Regions from separate parts of the Homo sapiens genome. Here region 2 is linked to region 1. A link is a loop called in an ENCODE intact Hi-C map of the cell type or tissue named here. Cell type or tissue: CD4-positive, alpha-beta T cell. All regions are shown on one strand. Links, peaks and the distances in the headings refer to the core of each region. The heading gives the core; the rest is flanking DNA.

Region 1 (4,388 bases), core at 263-4,262:
CCTTTCAAATTCTCCTGGGAGGAGAGAGGCTTCTGACATCCGAGTGGAGGTGGACTGAGCAGCCTGAAAAGACTCTTCCATCCAAAGAGTCGGGTTCACTTTCACAGGACAGGAAATGAACAGAAACTCTCTGCCTCATTCCTGAAACTTGCCAATAAGTAGCATTCTAAGACGGTGAGAATTTGATAGGAAAATATCCTTCTGCCACCCTGAAGGTCACTGAGGGTTTTCCATAATACAGCTCTGAACCTGAAGGCAGATTTCTCTATTTCTACACTCTGAATCATTGTATCCCTATATCCTAGAACACTCTAGGATGAGGATTCTGATAGGAATCCTCACTAACGCTGAGAGCACTGGCCTTACATACATTGATCCAGTCTGAGACTCTACCTAAAGTCACTGGAGAACTTGCCGATGTATTTCAGGTTGGAGAATTTGTTCATGTGGACTTCACTTTAAATAAGGCAATTGAAGCCAGGCGCGGTGGCTCACACCTGTAATCCCAGCCCTTTGGGAGGCCAAGGCAGGTGGATCACTTGAGGTCAGGAGCTCAAGACCAGCCTGGCCAACATGGTGAAACCCCATCTCTACTAAAAATACAAAAATTAGCCAGGCGTGGTGGTATGTGCCTGTAGTCCCAGCTACTCAGGAGGCTGAGGCAGGAGAATGGCTTGAACCTGGGAGGTGGAGGCTGCAGTGAGCCAAGATCACGCCACTGCACTCCAGCCTGGGTGACAGAGCAAAAGTCCATCTCAAAAAAAAAAAAAAAAAAAAAAGTAAAATTTAAAATATTAAAAAATTAAAAATAAATAAGGCAGTTGAATTGTTAATTATCTAACAATTGGATCAAGCCAAATATAATAATACAGACTCATAGGTTTGATTTCAGATTATCAGTATGCAGTTGCACCCTTTCATGTGAAATCTAACATCCAAGTATTCTCACATAAACAAGAGCAAGGGCCTTTAAATGGCCTGAGATTACTGCTGAACACTTCAGTGTAAGAAACTGTTCATCAGATTCATCTTAACGAATTAGTCTGATAAATTACTGATTAAGTATTTCTAACACACATATTTGCAAACCAACATTTTTACCCTAAATTTAGAAATTTCTTTTTGGCCTGTAAGATTGTGAGAGAAAAAGTAAAAGAAGTAAATGAGTGTAGTTCTTACCTTTAATTTCAAAATTGAGGTCTCTAATCAAATTGAAAATGATGAGGAAACAATGAGTTTTTCCAATTAAAAATTTTTTTACTGTAAGGAATTTGCTTAAAAATAGAATTTAATGATCTTTAAATTATTTTCACATCTCTCTGTCTTGATTCTGTTTAATGTGCTTATAGTCATAACTGCAATTATGTAAATACAGATTAGTTCATCTTTGCTAACTTCACATTATTTCACATAAAGATTTTGGAGAATCAATACAGTGTGTTGTGGGCATCAGTGAGTATATGGTCATTCATAATTCACTGTTCCAGTCCCTTGCTTAGCCATCTGTTACTGAGCATTTGAATGTATCCAGTCCTTTGCTTATTATATGAAAATAATGCTCCAATTAATGTCATTATTAAAATTACTCTTTTGTTTGGGACATTTAGTTGGCATGTTTTCCCCAAAGCAGGAGTGAAAGTTACTAAAGAGTATATGATATTTTAATTTCTTTTTTAAAAACATTAACATAAGTAATACTGAAAGAAGAAAATAATATGGCAAATATTCAATAATTTTGGAAATGCCAGACAACACAGGCCCAGGGAACAGTCAAGGCTGACTAGGAAGTCCTTTGCATATTCTCCAAATATGGTATCTCTTCAACTTTTTCTTTTCCTTTTTTTTTGAGACGGAGTCTTGCTCTGTTGCCAGGCTAGAGTGCAGTGGTGCAATCTCGGCTCACTACTGCAACCTCTGACTCCCTGGTTCAAGCAATTCTCCTGCCTCAGCCTCCCAAGTAGCTGGGGTTACAGGCACCTGCCACCACACCCGGCTAATTTTTGTATTTTTAGTAGAATGGGGTTTCACCATGTTGGCCAGGATGGTCTCGATATCCTGACCTCATGATCCACCTGCCTTGGCCTCCCAAAGTGCTGGGATTACAGGTGTGAGCCACCACGCCTGGCTGGCCTCTTCAATTTTTTCTTAAGGAAATTGGTTGCAATGATGATGATGAAAAGGCATTAGTGTGCCCAGGGGAAAACATTAGTGGTCAGATGATGAGACACAGAGAGACGATAAAGGTGTCCCATCTTAGGTACTTACCCTCCAAACACTGAAGTAGCCCCTAATCCCTTACCCCAGAAACAAGTTCATTCTCCCACGTCCAACTCTATGTTAGCATTTCTCAACCGGAGCCCTAGTAACAGGGACAGGTCTGTGCTGTGTGACACTGTCTCACACATTGCAGGATGTTTACTAGCTGTGGCCTCTGTCCACAAAATGTGAGCAGTGCTTCCCAGGCATTCCTTAAAACATGTGCCTTACCACACTCCAGACAAGGCCTCTCAAATACATATTTCTACCTGACCCCCAGGAAGCAATAGGATCCAGGACTCAGGCTCTGGTAGTGGTATTACCACAACAGCAGTGGAGACTGGAGTTCAGTGTGGGGGAAACAGAAGAGTTGTCTCTTGTGCTGGCTTTCTGCCTTCCTAGTAGTGGTTCTACATCTTCTAGGATTGTGGTTTTAACATCGAGGATCTTCTACTGATCTTGACAATGGTCTTGAATTTTTTCAAACTAACGAATATGTATTAGAAAATCAAGCTGGTCATCAACTGAGCCGTTCTTGGAGTTGTAGAGCTTAGAGAGGAAAGGTGATTTAGTGCTCACAGAATCAAAAACCCTAAATTTGAAGAAGAGAAAAACTGAAGTCAAATAAAGAGGAAATGATTCACATAGAGGCACATGCCATTACCAGTGAGGTAGGAATAAAAACTTGATGGCCTAATTTTCAGACTGGGATTTTCTTCATCCAAAAAGTGCACAATCTCAGTTGGTCGTGGTGGTTACGCAACAATGTGAATGTACTCAACATCACATCATAGTAAGATGATAAATTTTATGTTCTGTGTGTTTGATACAATTAAAAAAATGCAGTGTTCCTATGCATTTAGGAATGAAGAGCTATTTATCAATATTGGAATATTGCTTATTTCTGCAATAAAATTTATTTTTTCACTGTAAAGACCGAGCCTGGAAACAGTGAAGCTGACAGCTGAGAAACTGCTGAAAACCCTAACGAAAGCACTTTCCAGATCCAACTTACCTTGTGGGGCTGCCATGTAAAATTGTGCAGGTTGTGACCTGCACAAAAGGACCTGGGTTTGTGGAAGGGGTGGGGTTGGAATCCAGCCCTTTCACTCACCATTCATCTTGGTTTAGGGCTGCTTTTATTTATCTGGAGGAAAGGATGATCTTTGCTAATTCCTCTTCCTTGAAGGAGCTCCTTTACGTAATTAATCCACCCAGATGAATCTGCCTTTTCCCAATTCATGTAGAAGTGTCTTCTGTGCCAGGAGGCTCTGTTACTTGATGATCAACTTTAGACAGTGGGGAACCTGAGGAGATACAAAAGGAGAAGGGATATAAGAAACCATGACCTTACCCTTCCAAGAACTGAGGGCAGATGCAGAATATTCAGAAGATGAGAACCTTTTAAAGGGAAAATGTAACTAAAGTGCAAATATAATTCAGTAAATATTCATGTAAGCAGTTACAGTTCTGGATTTTAAGTACAGTCAGATTGATAGGAGGTTTTTTTTTGTTTTTTGTTTTTTTAGCAAATCATGTGTCTAATTAACTTAAAATATTTGGGAAATTCTGAGAAATGAGGGAATTTTGAGTTTATAAGTACACTGCATGTTAATGACCCAGAATAATAGAATTGGAGAGAATGGACCATCTTCTCTAGCTGAGGCCCAGGCCCAAGAGAAGAGCTCACACAGAGCAGAACTAAGCTACAGCCACCAGGGATTTTGTGGGGAAGATTACCTCCATACTGGGAGGGGCCCATGCAATTTGCATCACCATAGCTGCCCTCTCCAGGAGTTCTTGGGAGAGCAATTCTGTTTAGGTACATAGCAGAAGAGCAAGCTCCTAGAGTGGAAGTTAAAGGGGCTGCTTAATGTTTGGTGTGTACTTTGTGAGGTTAGGGAGGTAAGATGTTAAAGTCAGATGCTGCTCTACTTAGTATGGGATGTCAATAAGGTACTTACTTCAAAGTAGGTACTGGAACATACCTTTCTTCTAAGAGACTAAGATTTTGTTGTTGTTCTTCAGAGAAGCATTTGTGGAATATTTCTGTAGTGCTTGAATGGCCAAAGATCAATAAACAAAATAAATTACAGTCCTGGTGGATTTTAATATTTAAATTTAGATAATTA
Region 2 (4,388 bases), core at 131-4,130, 59 kb before region 1:
TTTCTCTCCAGCCGCCTGGCCCACCGCTTTGGAACAGTGAAGCTCGAGTTGGGGTCTCCTGCACGCCAAGGGGAGAAATGTTTGTTTCTGACAACACAAGCAAAATTCTCTCTCCTGCACGCCAAGGGGAGAAATGTTTGTTTCTAACAACACAAGCAAAATTCTCTCTCTCTCTCCCTCTCTCTCTCTCTTCTCTCCTCTCTCTTTCTCCCTCCTCCTCCTTTCTTTCTTTCTCTTTTTCTTTCTTTCTTTCTTTCTTCCTCCTCCTCCTCTCTCTCTCTCTATCTCTCTCTCCACCCCCCCCCCCTCATATTTGGTTGTTTCCCCTCTAAGGGGCCACTTTCAATATCTGCCTGTGAGCCCAGCTGTCTGGCCCTATGTAGCATTGGGGAGACAGTAGACTTAACCCAGCGAAGTTTTCTTCTGTTTGCTCTTGCTGTGCCCAAGTTTCCTCTGGACTTGTCTTCCAGCGTCGGGGTGGGGGCTGGGGGAAGTAGGCAACCTAGCTCTGCCTGGTTGCTCCCTGGAAGCCAAGTCGAAGTGAACAAGTCAGTCCCAGGCCCGGAAATAGAATACAAACCCTCTTTTTGTCCGGTGCTAACAGAGTCCAGCAGTCAGAACTCCCTCGCGTCTCACGCTGGACCTGACCCGGGGCGCCGCCAAGTGCGCAACGCACAGTCACAGTTGGTGACTAATTAAGGACTGCCGCCCCTCTCCTTCACCTGCTACAAACTCAGAGCCCTGACTTCTCCAGAAGTACCTACCACTTGGAGGTGGCTCTCCTTCCCCGCCCCCTGCCCCAGTCCCACACCGCAGCAGCGCCTCAGCACCGCGACTTGCCGGAGCACCGCGAGTGGCGCGCGGGTCCCGCCTCCCCCGCGCGCCGTGACTCCCTGCGCACCGCTGGTACTCTCGCCACGCCGCCGCCCGGCACTGCAGCACCAGGGGGAGGAGGCAGGCGGAGGAGAGGAGGAGGACCGCAGCGTGCAAGCCGGGAGCCACTTTCCCGCCCCTCCTCTCGCCGCTGACACGCTCAGAGGAGTCACCACTCCGCGCGCTGCAGGCGAGAGTGGCAGACGGAGGCAGCCCGGGGAAGCGAGCCGGAGCGGCGCCCGCACTGAGGCGGCTGCAGTGCTGACACCACTCAGGGCAAGGGTGTCCGACGGCTGGAGCGGTGAGTGGGGGAGGTGAAGCGGGCATCCGCGGGGAGACTTTCCCCCGCTGCTGGATTTCTCTTCCCGACTGGTGGCCGGGCGCTGCAGCCTGGGGAAGTTTTTGCAGCCTTTCGGAAGCGCAACTTTGCCCCGCCTGCCCCCGGGGAAGCGGCTGCAGGTGCCCGCTGCTTTGTAGGCGCCTTTGTTGGAGAGGGACCAGGAAAGTAGGGGTAAAATAGATGCAGTGACCCCAGGGTTCGCTAGGGTAGGTCTGGGGACTGGGTCGCACTTTATCTGGGATTCCCAGAGGAGGTGGGTGGGCAGCAGCGGGGATGCAGGGGCCGCATCTGCAGCGACCGCCACGCTCTTTTTTGCTTGTGTGGTTTGACCGGCAGGGATAGGCAGATTCAAATCTAGCAGCCTAGAGCCCCGGGCTGGGTACCTGGACCTATACCTTCATAGCTGCCTTAGGCTCAACTTTTCGGCGGGGATCCCTCTGCAGACGTGCAGGTGGCGGGAGAGCAGAGGTAGCCGCAGTAAGTGCTGAGAGAGCCTGAAAGAAACACCATGAATTTTCAAACTCTCCCACATACATTCCCGAAGCGCCTGTCTGGCGTCTAAGAGAGAGCAAGAGAGGGCTGGAGAGCAGGGGAGCCCGCGGGGCTGAGGCTCTTTGTCAGCGCCTGCACTTCCTACGTTACAACGCCTTCATTCAGCAAAAACCTTTTGGGCGCCTGCTGTGCGCCAGGCCAGGCGAAGCAGACCCGAGGCTGTGAAGCTCAGAGGGGAGAGGGACCAATCGCAGTAAATAAGCTACCGAGGTAATCTTAGATGGCGATGAGGGCAGCAAAAGCCATCAGCCGACCCTCTGACCCTTTCTCTTAGTGGGCTTTTCCCCTTCCGCCTGGGTTCTAGAACTGGGAAGACTTTTCTCCAGAGCGTCGCGGGGAGCGCCCCGGGCTGGGCCCACGGGGACTGCGGAATACGGGGATGAACTTGGCTTGGGGCAGCCAGCACCCCACGGCAGATGAACAATCGGGAGCAGATCTGTGGGCGTGCGGGGACCTTAGGCGGCGCGCGGGGGCGGGGGGAGGGGCTGAGCCACGGGGGCTAGAGGTGCCGCCTGGACGGCCTGAGCTGGGGGCGCTCGCGTCACCTTCTACGTGTGCGAGTGATGCAAATGCAGACCCGCGAGGGGCGGGCGGGGGTGGCGGGCGGGGGCAGGCGACGGAGTCTCCGTCTGGGAGCGCGCGTGTGTGCGTCAAAAGCTCTGGGTTGATGGATGCCCCGCGGCGCGCCTGGCGCGGAGAGCGGCGACCCGGCGGGGCAGAGGGGGGCGGGAGGACTGCGGCGGCGCGGGGCGGCGAGGAAAGCCCCGCACGGCCTGGGCTGGCGGGCAGGCGGCTCCGCAGTGCGCCGCAGTGCCGGGAAGGAGCCGCAGCTACCGGGCGCTCCCCGGGGGACCGAGGAGATGAGGCGTCTTTTAAGGCTCATGAGAGCCTTAAGGAGATGAGACCGGGATGCCGTGATGGTCTCCTCTCCCGCTGAACCTAATCCCTTCATACTTAGCTGACTGCTAGCGCGGTAGCTTCCGTTTAATTCTTATCCTTAATTCTGAAGAATGTGGCATTAATCTCTCAGGCGTTCACTCATTTTCCATGGCAAGTTCCGAAAGGCCTCGTGCTCGTGGGAAGTTTTCATGTGAACGCCTAGGTGTTGAGGTTCGTGAGGTTCTGTAGTGCCAACCCGTTGCGCCACCATTCTGCAGGATTTTTGGCAGGAGGCCTGGCCTCTAAGTGAGGTTTAAGAATGTCTTACAAAACAATATGCCGCATTCCTCTTTCATGGCATAAAAATACGCGTTAAAAAACACTACTGATAACGCATTCTCTGGTGGAAAATAATAAATCAAATCCACGATCCATTTTATTCTTTTTTTTAAAGACCACTTTCTGGAAACCCAGTGACAAAGTTTTTCTACTGGCTTTACTGAAGGAGCCCAAATCTGCAGTATGTAGGCAAAATGAATGAAAGGGGACGGGGTTGGGAAAAAAGAAAGAAAGGAAGGGAGGGAGGAAGAAAAGCAATTATCAAGGAACCCAGAGACACAGATGCTAGTCACCATTTCCCCAAATATTGTGTTATGTCACCTTGGGCAGGTTACTCACCCTCTTGGGTTCATCTTCCACCTCTGAGAATTGTGAAAAATAGCTTATACTAGCTCTTATGTACCTTACAGGGTTGTTTTGAAGACAAAAGAGATAATCTCAGAGAGCTTTGGCTTTGGAAATACAAATTTTCCATGAATGGAAAATATTAGCAAACAAAGCCCCTACACACACACACACACACACACACACACACACAGAATTTTCTTTTAAAAAATTCTAGAGACTTTTCCCAGCATTGTTTTTTTAATGAAATTTGGCCCTCAATGTGAGCAAATGCAGACAGCAGACTTTTCCTAACAGTCTAATATGTAATCCAATGCCATTAGCTACTGACTGTCTGGAGAAGGAAAAAAAGAAGCTCTGGATCACATCTGAGTGTTTTGTTCATGTAGTGGAGAAATCAGCTTTATTTTTCATGACCCAATGACAGTGAAAGTAGCTTCTCTGATCTGAGCAGCAGACTGGCCTAACAGCTTGTAGTAAAACTCCTATTCATTATTAACCCTATCATATTCCTTAAGTGTGGAAATGCTTCAAATAATAGGATCCAGTTCCCAGTCTCCAGGAGATTACGGCAAAGGCATCATAATGTGCAATATATCACGTGACGACAAGTACCAGAAAACCCATTTCCTATAATTAGGAGTGTTATCTCTTATTCTTAAGCAAACTTGATGACATATTGTATGAATAAAAGCATGTGATTTGTCAAAATGGCTCCTTAACCAGCCCACTGTTGTTATTCATATTACTCCAGATGACGGTAGATTTCTGTGAGTAGTGAAAGCAAAATGCCTCTTTTTCTGTGCAGCTATATCAAGGGAAAACCTTCAATACACCAGCGTATTTCTTGGTTCCATGTTGGTGAGGTTCCTGTTTGACTGTGGTTCACAGCATACATAGTATTCTCCATTTAAACACAAACTCATCATTTCAATGAAGTCTGTTTGTAAACCCAGGAAAGGCAGCCCCTGGCATATATAGTTTTGATGCAACATTGCCACATTGTTTTCAATCTCTGCTTTGCTTTTTCAATCTCTGCACAGTTGAGCAACCAGTGTAA

What was found. Hi-C counts contacts between places; a loop is a spot of excess contacts. Peaks named below come from ENCODE experiments on the same cell type or tissue, not always from the same donor. Only the 100,000 strongest peaks of a DNase experiment are listed, where the experiment ranks them.
Region 2: a loop joins it to region 1, with 9 times the contacts of the local background. A loop is called at or near these places in 1 of 110 quality-filtered maps.

The regions. Positions count from the first base shown.
Region 1 is chr5:76,141,067-76,145,454 of GRCh38, forward strand. All of the region lies in intron 2 of SV2C (synaptic vesicle glycoprotein 2C), which reads left to right. Among named protein-coding and RNA genes, the nearest start is that of SV2C-AS1, 60 kb to the left of the region's middle. In CD4-positive, alpha-beta T cell, for the core only: no CTCF peak of the experiment used is centred there; no DNase peak of the experiment used is centred there.
Region 2 is chr5:76,082,339-76,086,726 of GRCh38, forward strand. SV2C (synaptic vesicle glycoprotein 2C) reads left to right here and starts at 1,045. Exons shown (of 13, transcript NM_014979.4): 1 at 1,045-1,174. It overlaps SV2C-AS1 (SV2C antisense RNA 1), which reads right to left and starts at 1,079. Exons shown (of 2, transcript NR_183290.1): 1 at 581-1,079; 2 at 1-58. RefSeq lists an enhancer at 1-409. In CD4-positive, alpha-beta T cell, for the core only: no CTCF peak of the experiment used is centred there; DNase peaks (open chromatin) are centred at 973 and 2,373; H3K4me3 peaks cover 505 bases; H3K27me3 peaks cover 2,316 bases.